Regions from separate parts of the Mus musculus genome. Here all the other regions are linked to region 2. A link is a contact called in ENCODE Hi-C data. All regions are on one chromosome and are shown on one strand. Each heading gives the region's core, a stretch centred on a gene start or an enhancer-like site at or near the end of the contact. The rest is flanking DNA. Distances are from core to core; before and after follow the strand shown.

Region 1 (4,096 bases), core at 565-3,064, 770 kb before region 2:
AGAAGGACTCTGGTTGTTGGTATAGTTTTGAAGCCAAGCCACTGAGGAAGGGACCCTGGAAGATGTGTCACCTACTTGGGCATATGCATTCGGTCTGGGAGCTCTTCAATCCTTTCCCACGAAGCTCCAGAGTTGCCTGTATGGTTGGTCCCAAGCCATGTCTGTGTTTTGACTCCTCTCTGAAAATACAGTGCCAAGAAGGGCATGGTCACCCAAGCCTCGGAGGAAAGAACAAGTCAGGAAGAGATGGCGGTGTTAATAACAGTGGGAGTGTTCTGAGTTCCCTCTGTCCAGATCTAACATGGTGTGTATCCACACACATGCACATGTTTGTATGTGTGTGAGTGTGTATGCACATGGAGGCAAAAGGTCAAACCCAGGAGCCATCCACCCTATTTTACTGAGTCTCACTGGGGCCTGAGACTTGCTGATTCAGCTACCCTGGCCAGCCAGTGAGCCCTAGGGATCCACAGGTCTCGGCCTCTGCAGTGTTGGGGTCACAAGCACATGCCACCATGCCTAGCTTTTTCCCTGGGTGTTGGGGAGTAGACTCAGGGCCACATGGCTAGTGCAGCAAGCACTTTACCAACTGAGCCACCCTGTGTCACGATCTCGACTTCACTCATATTTCAGCACAGTGATCCTCTTAGTATCAGAGGATATCTTTCTCATGGATTAATTCTTTGCAGCCCCAAGTCGTGAGTTCAGAGGAAGGAGTGAAGAATTCCGGGCATGTGGTTTCCCCTCACACACCTGGGGTTACCCAGAGGTTAGGGCAGTCACCAGGGTGATGGCCTCTGATTCCTCTGGCCTGCAAGGATGGTGGCCTTTCAGGATGGAGAGCTCAGCCACCCTGCTTTGAATATCAGGAACAGGGACAGCTTAGCCATCTTGCGTTGAACAGGGTCTGAGGCCTTTCCAGAGCCTAGAGTGCCTGTCCGGCTGTAGTTGGCGTATGCCCCAAGGCCGCTGTTCTTTGAAAGTTTACCACCGCCAGAGCCAGAGCCAGAGGGCTGCCAGGGCTCGCCTCAGAAGCTCAGAGCAAAGCCATATAATTACTATGTTTGGTCAGTGAAACAGGCGCTAGAAGAAATGGAGCTGATACAGGTTTAGGCCAGACATCCTCACAAGAGGTGACAGGTGGAAGTTTGCCTTCGTGGGGCTCAGCAGCCGGCCTGCAATCTGGATTGTTCTAAAAAAAAAAAAAAAAAAAAAAAAAAAAGAATAACTTGGAAAAAGAAAATTCAGCTCCGGAGAACCACACCCCTTGCCCCATATCCTCAGAGTGGCTTGTCAGTGCTCCTTTAGGGAGTGGCTACCACCTAGATTGGGCAGGTCCTGGCTTGTGTCCTCTACTAGCTGAATGACCTTGGTCCATTCATACAAGAACGCTATACCTCTGTTTGCTGGAAAATGGGGCTAAGCAGTTCTCTCCTCTCTGGAAGCAGAGAGACGGGTCAGGTGGCTGCTTTGTGACTCTTGAGATCTAGGGTGAAGATTCTTTGACAGTGCTGGGCAGCCGGGCCTAGGGAAGAAATCTCTTGTAAGTCTGAGACTTAGAGCCCCCACACCTGGATTTTTCCACTGTGGATTGCATCCTTCCCTCATTTTGGTCTGGATGACCTCAGCCCCTGCTTGTCAGCCCTGCATGGTTTTACCTTCCCTGATCCAGGCTGTGCTTTGTCCGGCTAGCCTGTCTGTTTCCAGACTGTTCTGTGACCTAACTTACGGCGTGCTTCCAGGCCTTCTCTGCCATGCTACCGCCAATGGCTGGCTTCGTGTTGGAGGTAATCAATCCATCCTGCAATCACACACCAGCCTGGCCTCCAACCCCCGTTTCTCATGGGGCCTTTTTGTTAGTTCCGCACTGACTCAGCTGGACAGAGAGAACTGTCTCAAATAGGGAAGGAGCCTGCTCCGTGCACAGTTGCTCAGCATTCCGGGCTGCACAGTCAGCTTTTGAGTGAGGAGGACATGGCTCACATTCAAGGTGTCTTGTCCAACTCAAGTCTAGGGTAGGTCTTGAAACATAGGTTGTATTTTTACCAGTGGAAGAACAGGCTACTGCACAGACAACCAACCTGTCAACCCCCAGGGCCAGGCCAGAAAGAAAGCTATGGGACACTTCTCCTGCATCTGTGCCTCCTGTCCCCATCTGGGTCCCTGTTCTTTGTATTGTCTCAGCCACCCTTGAAGAGTCAGGAAGTGGTTTGAGTGCTGTGGCCAGGCTGCGATCTGGTCACTTGTGGGGGTGGGGGAGAGTTGATTTGTTTTTCTCACCTCTCAGTGAGAAGGAGCATGGAGGGGGAGGGAGAGGGAGCAAGTGTGAAAACCTTCTGGGCTGTTTCCTCTTCTCAGTGGCCTTTGCGTTGGTGGGGAGCTTCCCCAAGACGGAGTTGGTTCAGGTCACCTGCTCACTGTCTGCAGAAAGCTAGAGGACGCCTGGGCTCTGAGACACAGGCTGGGCTCCTTAGTCAGGGAGAGTCTGGCTGGTTTCCCCTGGCAGCGGGAACCCTAGGAAGGAGATCAGGAGTGTGTGAACCTCATCGCTCAGGCTCGCTCCTACCTTTTCATTCAGAACACACACAGCAAGTGCCGTGTGTTAGTCTATACAAATTGATGGTGGTGGCCAGGTAGCTCCTGCTAACCTTGGCTAGTGGAAGTGTGGACCCTGGAGCACACGGGCAAAGCATGTTGTCTCCATTATCGCAGGGAACAGACTTTTGTGCCTGGCTGGTGATGAGCAGGCGTTCCGAGGTGGGGTGGTAACAGGATGAGCGTGTGTGCCCTGTCCTGTCTCTTGCAAAGCTACCTCTGCTCCAATTCACGTTCCATGTGGGACGGCAGATGCTGTGAGGTCAGCCCTGAGTGTTTAGACGGGAGTTTCTGTTGCATTGTGATTTTGTTGCTGCTGTTGTTTTGAGATGGGATCTTGTTGTGCAGCCCGGGCTGCTCAGGCTTCAAGTTCTTCGATTTCGGGTTTCTGAATTCTGAGATTCTTGGCGTGTGCCAACATGCCTAGACAATTTCTTGATTTTCAAACGCCCAAGGCTGATAAGTGGATAGCTTTGTTTTGGTGTCTGGGTCACTGGGAGGGGTGGGGTGGCAGGGCAACACTCCCTGTCACAGTTGTGGGCTGATGGCTCTATCCTGGCCCTGGAGTTGCTCTTTTTCTTCCCACTCAGGAATCCTCAAGGCCGAGGCTGAGCCTGGTTGGAGTGGGATTCACTAAATGGACATTGTTCCTTGTTCTTACGGGGCGGGGCTGGATCCCTCAAGAGACGATGAAAGTACCTCATTGTCCCCAACCTCTGTTCCACAGAACCGGGGACTACTACTAAAGGGAAATCGTACACCGGCCTGGGCAAGAAGTCTCGGCTCATGAAGACAGTGCAGACCATGAAGGGCCACAGTAACTACCAAGACTGCTCAGCCCTGAGACCGCACATCCCGCATTCCAGTTACGGCACCTATGTCACCCTGGCCCCTAAAGTCCTGGTGTTCCCTGTCTTTGTGCAGGTGAGCCTGTGGCACACCCCAGGGGTCCCCTCAGGAGGAAGTGAGAACAGTAAGGGACCTTGGTTCCAGGAACAAGGGTGTAAACTCATCCAGGATTCAGGGCCCTCTCTGGGGACAGAAAAATAGTTTCCTAGTCTGGAGGTTATAAGGGAAGCAGACGTTTCCAGAAGGCTATGTGGAAAAGTGTGGAGCCATGAGAGGGTCCTTGCCCTCCCTTCCCAGCTCCCTCATCCTCTGGGGCCGGGACAGGTGCACTACAGAGTCTGGCAGTGATGTCGGCTGCCTCACCCAGAGGCACTTATGTGTGAAACTGACTGAGGGAGAGAGACTGTGTGGCTGGTCCCTCTGCTCAGGCAAATGCATCAGGATAGCAGTAGTGGTGCAGGAGCACAGAGCAGAAAGTCACGGGAGTCACACACTTCACCCCCTCCCCCTCCCCCCCCCCCGTAATCTCCCACTTCTTCATGTCTCCCCTTCCTCCTTCCCCTCTTCCTGCCAATGAGTTAATAAGCATCCAGAGTCTTGGGTTCCGGTAGAGCATTTCCAACCATGATTTGCCGTCTTCCCCCTCTTCTCC
Region 2 (4,025 bases), core at 1,105-3,604:
CCTCCTGACATCTCTGCTGAGGCAGGGCTGCAGCATGTGGTTTTCTGACTTTTGAAATGTCATTTTTTTCTTTCCCCTAGCCCACCGCAGAGCAGCCTGCACCATCGCAGAGGCCCCTACGTGCAGAAAGAGGAACGGCCAGTTTGCTGCAATGACTCAGCCACAAAAATCTCACCGTTCTCCGGAGAGCCCACACATCCCTGGCAGCAACAGTCAGTGGTTACAGTTTTGCACCCATTTCTCAAGTGCCTCGACTTGTGAGCTTTACCTGAGAAAGACCTTACTCTTCTGTGCAAGTCACAGCCCTCAGTGTCATGGAGCCTGGAACTGGCCAAGTCAGGTAGTCAATCAACAAACACACATCAGTGTCAAATAGGTACCAACCTCAGGCAGAGATGAAGTTGCAATAGAGCAGCAGGCTGAGCACCAGGCAAGCAGATCCCAGCCAGCCCTGTATGTTCCAGCCACTCGAGGCATGTGGCTGGCTGACTGCTCCTCTCTGTAAAGGGGAATGGTGGTCACCTAGGCCTGTTCCTGCTGCACCCATCCCTCTGTCTGGTGAGCACCCTGACCCTCAGAGACGCACCAAATGAACTTGGAGGTTCTCAGCCCCTAGGATACAGAAACACACATGCTTGCCAAGATCCCACCCTCCGTGGAGGACGCAATCCAGAAAAACCACTGAAGAAGGAAGTTTGGTGACAGCTTTAACAGACCAAGCACATCTAGGGGAGAAAGAGGAAGGGGAATCGGGACAGAGGAACAGCACAGACAAAAACACAGAGGTCTGAAAATACAAGCTGAACTTCAAGGATGGCTCAGGGCCTGGCCCCTGAGTGCCACAGGCAGGCAGGGAAGTCTGGACAGCCGTCAGGGTAGCAGTGGAAGCTGGGGATTCGAATTATGATGTCCTGACCCAGGAGGGCCAGCCCCTCTATAACTAGGTCCTGCTAATGGTTGGGCCATTGAGCTAAAGGTCCCCACCTGCCCCCAGAGAAACTGCACCCCACCCTCCCCAAAAAAACACCAAACACTGCTTTCTCTATGTCCTTGCTTCTTATCACCTAACACCTGTACAGAACTGATCTCCATGTTGTCACACCCTCCAGGGATTCTATTTAGCAACTAGCTAGGCAATGCCCTGTTCCCCACACACTGCTTCATACAGCTCTCTCTCTCTCGAGCGCGCGCGTGCGTGCGTGCATGTGTGTGTGTGTGTGTGTGTGTGTGTGTGTGTGTGTGTGTGTGTGTGCGTGCGTGTGCGTGTGTGTCCAGGATGATCCTCCCCCACTGAAGCTTCAACCTTCAGCAGCCCTGGCATTCAGAATCTCCATGCTACCCAGCTAGAGAGAGCCAGGACATCCCCACCTTAACCTCATCCCGATGAGGAAACAGAGGCACCCACCTAATGAGAACAACCAGGAAGTTTAGAACACTGTGACTATTAAACCAAGGCCAGGAGATGTATAGGAGGCAGGAGGATGGCAGGGGAAAGACCTCCTTACCAAGCTGCTGGACCCTTTTGAAGGGCTGGGCTGTGGGGCTCCAAAGCAAGTTTGGATCCGTGGCAGGGCATAGACCTGTTCACAGGAGTGGCCTTTGGCCTGCGGCAAGTGGAGATACCCATGACGGATGTCCCCGGACTGTCCCTTGGCTCACCCAAAGAGCCTGGGAGGAACTAACAAGGGGCCAGGCTATTACTGACTCTCATCTTGTCCTACTGTAGCTCTAAGCTGGCTTCCTGGCCCCCACTTTGTCCCTGCCCTTATTTGGGTAGGAGGGTGTCATCTCCTGGCCTGTTCCTCACTTCCGAACATCTCGAGACCCTCAGTAACCCAAGCACTAACTGGCCTTGAGATGAGCCCACCCCGGGGGACAGAGAGGGACCAACACGGGTCCAAGTTCACCAAGGGAACCAAATTGGATCTGGAACTGGAAACTAGCATCTTGGGGTCCACTCTTTCGTGGGGGCCGGACTCCCAGAACTGGACAGGAGTGGCAGCAGCTGCGTAGCTGTGATTTCCTGGCTGGGCTGGGCTGCCTGCCAGGGTTGTCCAGAGTCTATGACTGGCCCATCCAGAGGGAAGGCGGCCTTCCCTCTGGCCCTCCTCCTGGCTCAGCTCCTTACCTCACTAGTACTACACCACCATCCTGCCGGCCTGGGCTCAGGGGAGCTGCCCACAAGGTCTTTGTTTCAAACCTGGGGAGCCCCCTGCCTCCACAGCAGCCTGGAACGCCTCCAGACTGCTCTGCCAGCCAGAACGGCCTCAGCTCACAGACAAGCATCCCTCCCCACTTCTCCCCGCCCCTGCAGCTGAGGCCTTGCCTTGCCTCCTCCTCCTTGCAGGAAGCGCCCAGCCTGATTTCCTACAAGTGTTTGTGAAAAGGAGGGGGGGTTACTCTGCGGAGCTGGCGCCAAGAGCTTAACCCTTTGCTGGGCAAGTGTGGGGCTGCATTGATGGGAAGAGAACTTCTGAGGCCTTGAGTTTGAGACCACCTCAGTTGCAACCACAACCGTGCTTGTACGAGCAGGAAGTCCAGAGAAGGCTTGGCTAAAGTCACATTGCATGCCGGTCCCAGGAAGAGGAGCCTGCAGTTCCTCCACTCCCACCCCAAAATTGGTCTCTTCCATCACCGAAGACTTTATCAAAGCCTCTCCCACTGTGTAGGTCTCATTGCCCATCCTCACAGGAGGGAAAGGGGAACCTCAGCCTTGGCGCTTGCTCCTGTCTGTCCAGCTTTAACTTCGTCTACTAACACAAGTCTCATCATCTCAGGGCAGACTTAGGGATTTCTGCCCTTCCACTTACTGTCCATGCCTAGAGATAAGATGAGCCTGCACTGGAATTGTCTAGGTAAGAAGGAAGAACTAGAGGATCAGGTGAACATCTCCTCTTGTAGCTTCTCCCTCAGAGGCCCCAGAGATGAAGGAACAGAATTATCTTCATGGCCAACCTGTGGCTCCTCAGGTCCCTTCACCTCTGTGAGAGGTGTAGCCATCTGAAGAAGCAGGGTGGGACACAGACACATCACACCTGGCCCTTCACTCTATAGTGAAGTGTGTAAGATGTCAGGTGTGCCTGAGGCAGAGTATGAGACAGGCTGGTGACCAACGTCTCCTGCTGCTTTGGTATCTCTGAGGCTGAGGACTCGCAGATCCTAGGGAAACACCCGAGGTTTCAGGTCTCAGATGCTGGACCTGCCCTGGCTGAAGACAGGGGCCTGAGAGTAACAAGCTGAGTGGGGGTGAGGCAGGACTATCAGGAAGGTCTGGGTGGGGAGGCCACAGTCACACAAGCGGCCGGAAGGACAGAGAGGCAGAAGCAAGCCGCAAGCATGACTGATGAGAATGTTCTAGAAAGGCAGCTGCAGAGACCTGAGAGAAGCAGGAGGCCCTTGAAGACAACAGGATATGATGTGAGAGGACTCAGGGGCCGGGGCAGGAGGTACAGAATCTGACCTTCAGGATCCAGGCTGACGGGGCAGGCAGGAGGAGGCAGGAGCCAGGTAGAAGGAAGATGCTGCAGGAGCCCTAAGTCCGCTCCTGGCTCTCTACTCTGCCCCTGCTGACCCAGAGAGTCAGGAAACAGAAGAGACATGAGGTCAACCCTCTGCCATCCAGAAAGCCCTGGGGGGGGAGGGGGGACCTCAAGGGAGCAGCCAGGCTGGGGACCACCCAAGAGTGATGGAGAGAATCTTAGAGTCCATAGGCCAGGGAGTTCAATGCCAGCATGCCAGCCTCACCTCCTGCTGGCACTGTGACCTCAGTGGCTAGAGCCATGGTTTTCCTTTCTGTGGAACAGGGCTAACCAGAGTGGCCACTGCCCTGGAGAGGCTGCTGTCAATTCCATGACAGACGGCCTGCCCAGTGTGCAGTAAGGGACCTTAGGACCTATGTCATCACCATAGTTTCTGCCCCCGGGTCTCCTTAGGTGGGAGAGTCTGGTCTCCTCCAAGGGCTTGTGACTGATGGGTGAATGGAATGAATGAATGCTCTTGAGGGCCAGCTGCCAGGATCTGGCTAA
Region 3 (4,086 bases), core at 1,336-3,835, 880 kb before region 2:
ACCCCTGGACCCCTACGCTCCACCACTGAGTTACATTCCCAGCCAGAACAGTCCAACTTTGATTTAGGCTTTGTTTGCTTGCTTTGTTTTGAACTTTTAAGGGCTTATTTTATGGCTAGGAGTGTTTTGCTTGCATGCATGCATATGTATCACATATTTGCAATGCCCACAGAATTCAGAAGAGGTTGTGTGGTCCCCGGAACTAGTGTTGCTTATGGCTGTTGAGTCAACCAAACCCAAGTCCTCTGTGAGAGCAACATGTGTTCTTGATCACTGAGATATCTCCTGCCCGGATGCAGGTTTTTATTTTGGCCACTAGATGAAACTGAAAGAGACGTTGGTGCCGACTTAAAAGAAAAAAAGCTCTATTCAATCCCTCACAGTTTGATAGGAGAAATGAAGGGATGGAAGGCCACCTGAACTCACACAGTGAGTAAGGCAGAGGTAGGGACTAGCCTGAGACTTCCAGCCCAAGGCCCTGTACTATACAGCGTGTGATAGCAGATGCTTAATGAACGTCCATAGAGTGGGAAGGTGCCCAGAGTTGCTTCTGTTTTATAGAACCAATTCTAGATCAGGGTTTTTCTTTGAGAGAAGTCCTTCAGAGTCTGGAAGATTTCCAAACATGGGCAGGGCACTTTCCACAAATTAAGGGGGTTTGCAAACTTGAGCTTAAACCCTGTGCCTCATACAGTAACACAGGGGCCTAGGAATACAGGAACACAAGACCACAGGGGCCCAGGCTACCTTCTCTCCCATTGTACAACAGGTTCACTCTGCTAGCAAGCTGTACAAGGTATTGCAGAAACAACTGTTTCTGGGCCAAACAATCCCAGAGTCGATTCTATAACGACGGGCAAGGCCTTTCAGATCCTCCCCCACTTTTTTTTTTTCTTTCAAGATTTAAAATGTGCTGATATTATCAAGCCTGCGTGAAGATCAGATTACTGATGAGGTATGTCTAACACCACGGTAGCAGCGGCAAGTAACGCTAAATGTATGGCTAGTGCTGAGCTGGGATGAGTAGGCTGTACTGTGTCTGACCCTTCGCCACACCTAGGGAAGGACATACATTCCAGCCACTGCCTGAGGTGAGAGAGGCTAGCCGCCCTCCAGCAGCACGTACTAGACAAGAAGGAAAAGGAACACTGTAGTTTCTTAGAGACACTGCGGGGTAGCTTTTCTGAAAGACTGTAAAGGTCTCACCTCCCTTAGGAGGTAGCATCCCACAACCTGGGAGTGAGACTGCCACTGGGAGCAGCTGAGAGAAAGCTTCAGAGCCTGGGCTCCCAGGTTGTACCCCACAAAGAATTCCGGAGGCTGTGCTCTTGGCATAAATAGTAGTGAAGTGGTGCCAGCTCGAGCAGGCTCTGCCCTGGCTAGGGAGGAGACAAGTCAGGAGGGCCAGCTAGGTAGAAGGTTCAGAGCTGGGAAATCTGAAGCCCAAAGAGGCCCAGGAAAGGCATCTGTGGGCAGTTCTGAAAAGGTACTGCCCGGTGGCTCATTTGCATTTCCTGCACACTCTAGCTGCCACCTGCCACGGTGTTAGGAGGGGTTAAAGAAGAGACCTTAGACCTCATCTAGTGTGGGCGCTTAATCCCCCCTGCTGCCCGGGTCTAGACATTTCAAGCTAGGAGTTGCCTTTCCACAGACTGCTAAAATATTCTGGCTGAGAGCTTTTACATCAAACAACTGTAAAACTGAACTCGAGAAGGGCAGGTCTCATACAGCAGGTCAGCTATAAATATGGTCCAAACTTCTGGAGTCTAGCAGCCCTCAGTCCTCACCAGGACTTTTGGCATTAGAAGGACAGAGTTCACACGTTATAGTCCCAGTATGGAAGAGGCGACAGAGATTCCAGGTGAGAGTAGGGGAAGAAAGGTTTAACCTAGACCTGGCCACGGCTGGTAGCAGGGTGGTTAGTATGTGACTTTGGGATTTAAAAGGCATGGGGACAAATTCTTGTTTCAAGCTGCATGACTGCTTTTCTTCTCATGTGGTCTGGGTCTTAAGCGGATCTCAATGGATCGTTGTATGACTGAATGAGCAGAAGCAGGAGAGACCTAGCACAAGCGACCCTTATTGTTTTCCCCACTTCTCCAGCCTGCCAGACAGATCGCGCTCTGCAGAAACCGAGGCTACCCCTGAGGCCTCCGAGAAAGGGGGCGGGTGGAGCCCATCTTTGAGTCCCGAATCCCGGACGCAGCAAGACCTTGTAGCGGCAAGAATCCCGCCCACTCTAGTAGGTGCATAGGGACAGCGTCTCCGCTACAGCGTCAGAGCTTCGGGAACACAGCGCCATAGGGGTGCACCTCACCTTGTTCTGGGGTCCCGTCCCCCTTCAACCCGCCACTTCCCAGAGGCCGGCGCCTGCTCACGTACCAAGGACGCTGCTCGCCGCCGCTCCGAGCCGGGCTCTGGACACCGCGCTCTCCCGCTCTAAAAGCGCAAGCCCACGTGGGGGCGGGGCGGCTCACCCGGAAGCGGCTCCCGTACCGCCCGCCCCTCCGGGAATGCAGCTTACGCTCCCTTCGGGGCAGTCTCCGGATCACTGGTCAGCTCGCGCGGCCAGATCCACGCTGAGCGGGGCTGGAATCTTGGCCAATCCAGAGTTGCCCGAGAGCCCGCCCGTCTCCCCGCCCCCCAGCTCGGGTCTCACTTGAGGTGGGAAGGCCCGAGGGGGTCCACGTGGGCATTCGGAGCCTCTGGGAGGTGCCCTGGCTTGCAATCCGAACTCATCCCAGAGTTCACTTGACGGTCTATTCTCAGCCCGGAGCAAAAATTGACTGCGTTGCTCACTGGTAAAAGAACAATTGGATGTCAACGGCATTAAAACACCTCGGTAATGCCTAACACCGCGGGTAAATACGTTCAGCAGCAGACTGACTGTCTAGATTTATTTATTCTATGTAATTGATTATCCAGCCCCTATCTCATGGGTTGAGAGATATGAAAGACATTGGAAAAAAAAAAAAGCCGAGAAAACTAACCATCCAAGTATGCTAGGAGATCAGGTTTATCTACAATGGATACATTAAAATTTGGAGTATAAAAGGGAGTAAATTTGGTGGTGCATGCTTTTAATCTTAGCACTAGGTGACAAAAAACCAACCAACCAAACAAACAAACAAACAAACAAACCAAACCCAAAACAAACAAAACAGAAAACAAACAAACCAAAAAACAATTAAAAAAAGAAAAATTCTGACCAAAGGTCTGGGGAAGACTGGAGCGTGGGGTCTAGAGAGGTTTATGGGGCTTTGACAAAGACTTGAGAGTGGCAAGGGCCCTCTTTGTGGAGGGAGCCTTGGGGAATGCTCACTAGGGAGGAGGTGATAAAATTATTTTGGAGGTAAAAGTGGGCAGTTGTGTAATAATACTGTAAATGTTCTAGGTACCACCAGATCTTCATTTTAAAAATGTTTAAGATCTGTGAACTCATCTTGGTTTTCAATAATTCACTAGAAAAATTGAACTTAAAGTTGTAACAAGAGAAGCTGGGTGAAGGGTATGAGAGTGTTGTAGCTTGTCAGAAAACCCTCACCCACAAAGAGCACAGAGACCACCATCATTGCAAAAACTCATGAGGATTTTACTTATCCAGCATGTTGGGGACTCCCCTCTCAGCTGGCAGGCAGGAGGAGAGACCCAGAACAAAGAAGGAACACACTTTTTATACCTTTGTAAGGGTTGGATATAGGCACCAGGGTAGTTTGGCTTATTTTAATTGGTGTAGCCAATAATCTTTTTAGACATTGGTTGGTTTATGTAGGGTGACTCTTATTTTGTCTGTCCTTGTGTGTGTTTTAGTGAGGCGGGGCAGGAGGATTGTTAATTTTGTTTTTGACCGTTAAAACTATGTTTCTATATTTGTTTAGTCAGCCAGCTTTTTATCTGGCTCTGTACTTGGCCTGCTAGTACAGTTTGGAAAGTCCTTTTGAAGGGGGAAGGTACAGGGTAGTCTTGAACTTATTTTTGGATATTACAACAGGGAAAAAACTTATGGAAGACCTCAAAGATTCTTTCCAGATGTTGTATTCCTTACTTTTAAATCCAAATCTCCATTCCCAGAAAAGGTTTCTTCTT

What was found. Hi-C counts contacts between places; a loop is a spot of excess contacts on that map.
Region 1: a loop to region 2 is called in a map of T-helper 2 cell, with 3 times the contacts of the local background. The contact joins the enhancer-like site here to the promoter of Akna in region 2. A Hi-C loop is called at or near these places in 2 of 37 maps with a recorded cell type or tissue (T-helper 1 cell and T-helper 2 cell).
Region 3: a loop to region 2 is called in a map of heart, with 4 times the contacts of the local background. The contact joins the promoter of Alad here to the promoter of Akna in region 2. A Hi-C loop is called at or near these places in 2 of 37 maps with a recorded cell type or tissue (T-helper 1 cell and heart).

What each region holds. Positions count from the first base shown.
Region 1 is chr4:62,627,802-62,631,897 of GRCm38, forward strand. Rgs3 (regulator of G-protein signaling 3) reads left to right here. Exons shown (of 16, transcript NM_134257.3): 6 at 3,323-3,519. Among named protein-coding and RNA genes, the nearest start is that of Rgs3, 10 kb to the left of the region's middle. Within about 2 kb of position 1,815, at least 1 of the 3 ENCODE cell types and tissues checked has a DNase peak (open chromatin) inside an H3K27ac peak, as active enhancers do.
Region 2 is chr4:63,401,091-63,405,115 of GRCm38, forward strand. It overlaps Akna (AT-hook transcription factor), which reads right to left and starts at 2,355. Exons shown (of 22, transcript NM_001045514.3): 1 at 2,129-2,355. Gm52742 (a long non-coding RNA gene) reads left to right here. Exons shown (of 3, transcript XR_003955424.1): 3 at 81-1,036.
Region 3 is chr4:62,517,478-62,521,563 of GRCm38, forward strand. Alad (aminolevulinate, delta-, dehydratase) reads right to left here and starts at 2,586. Exons shown (of 12, transcript NM_008525.4): 1 at 2,383-2,586.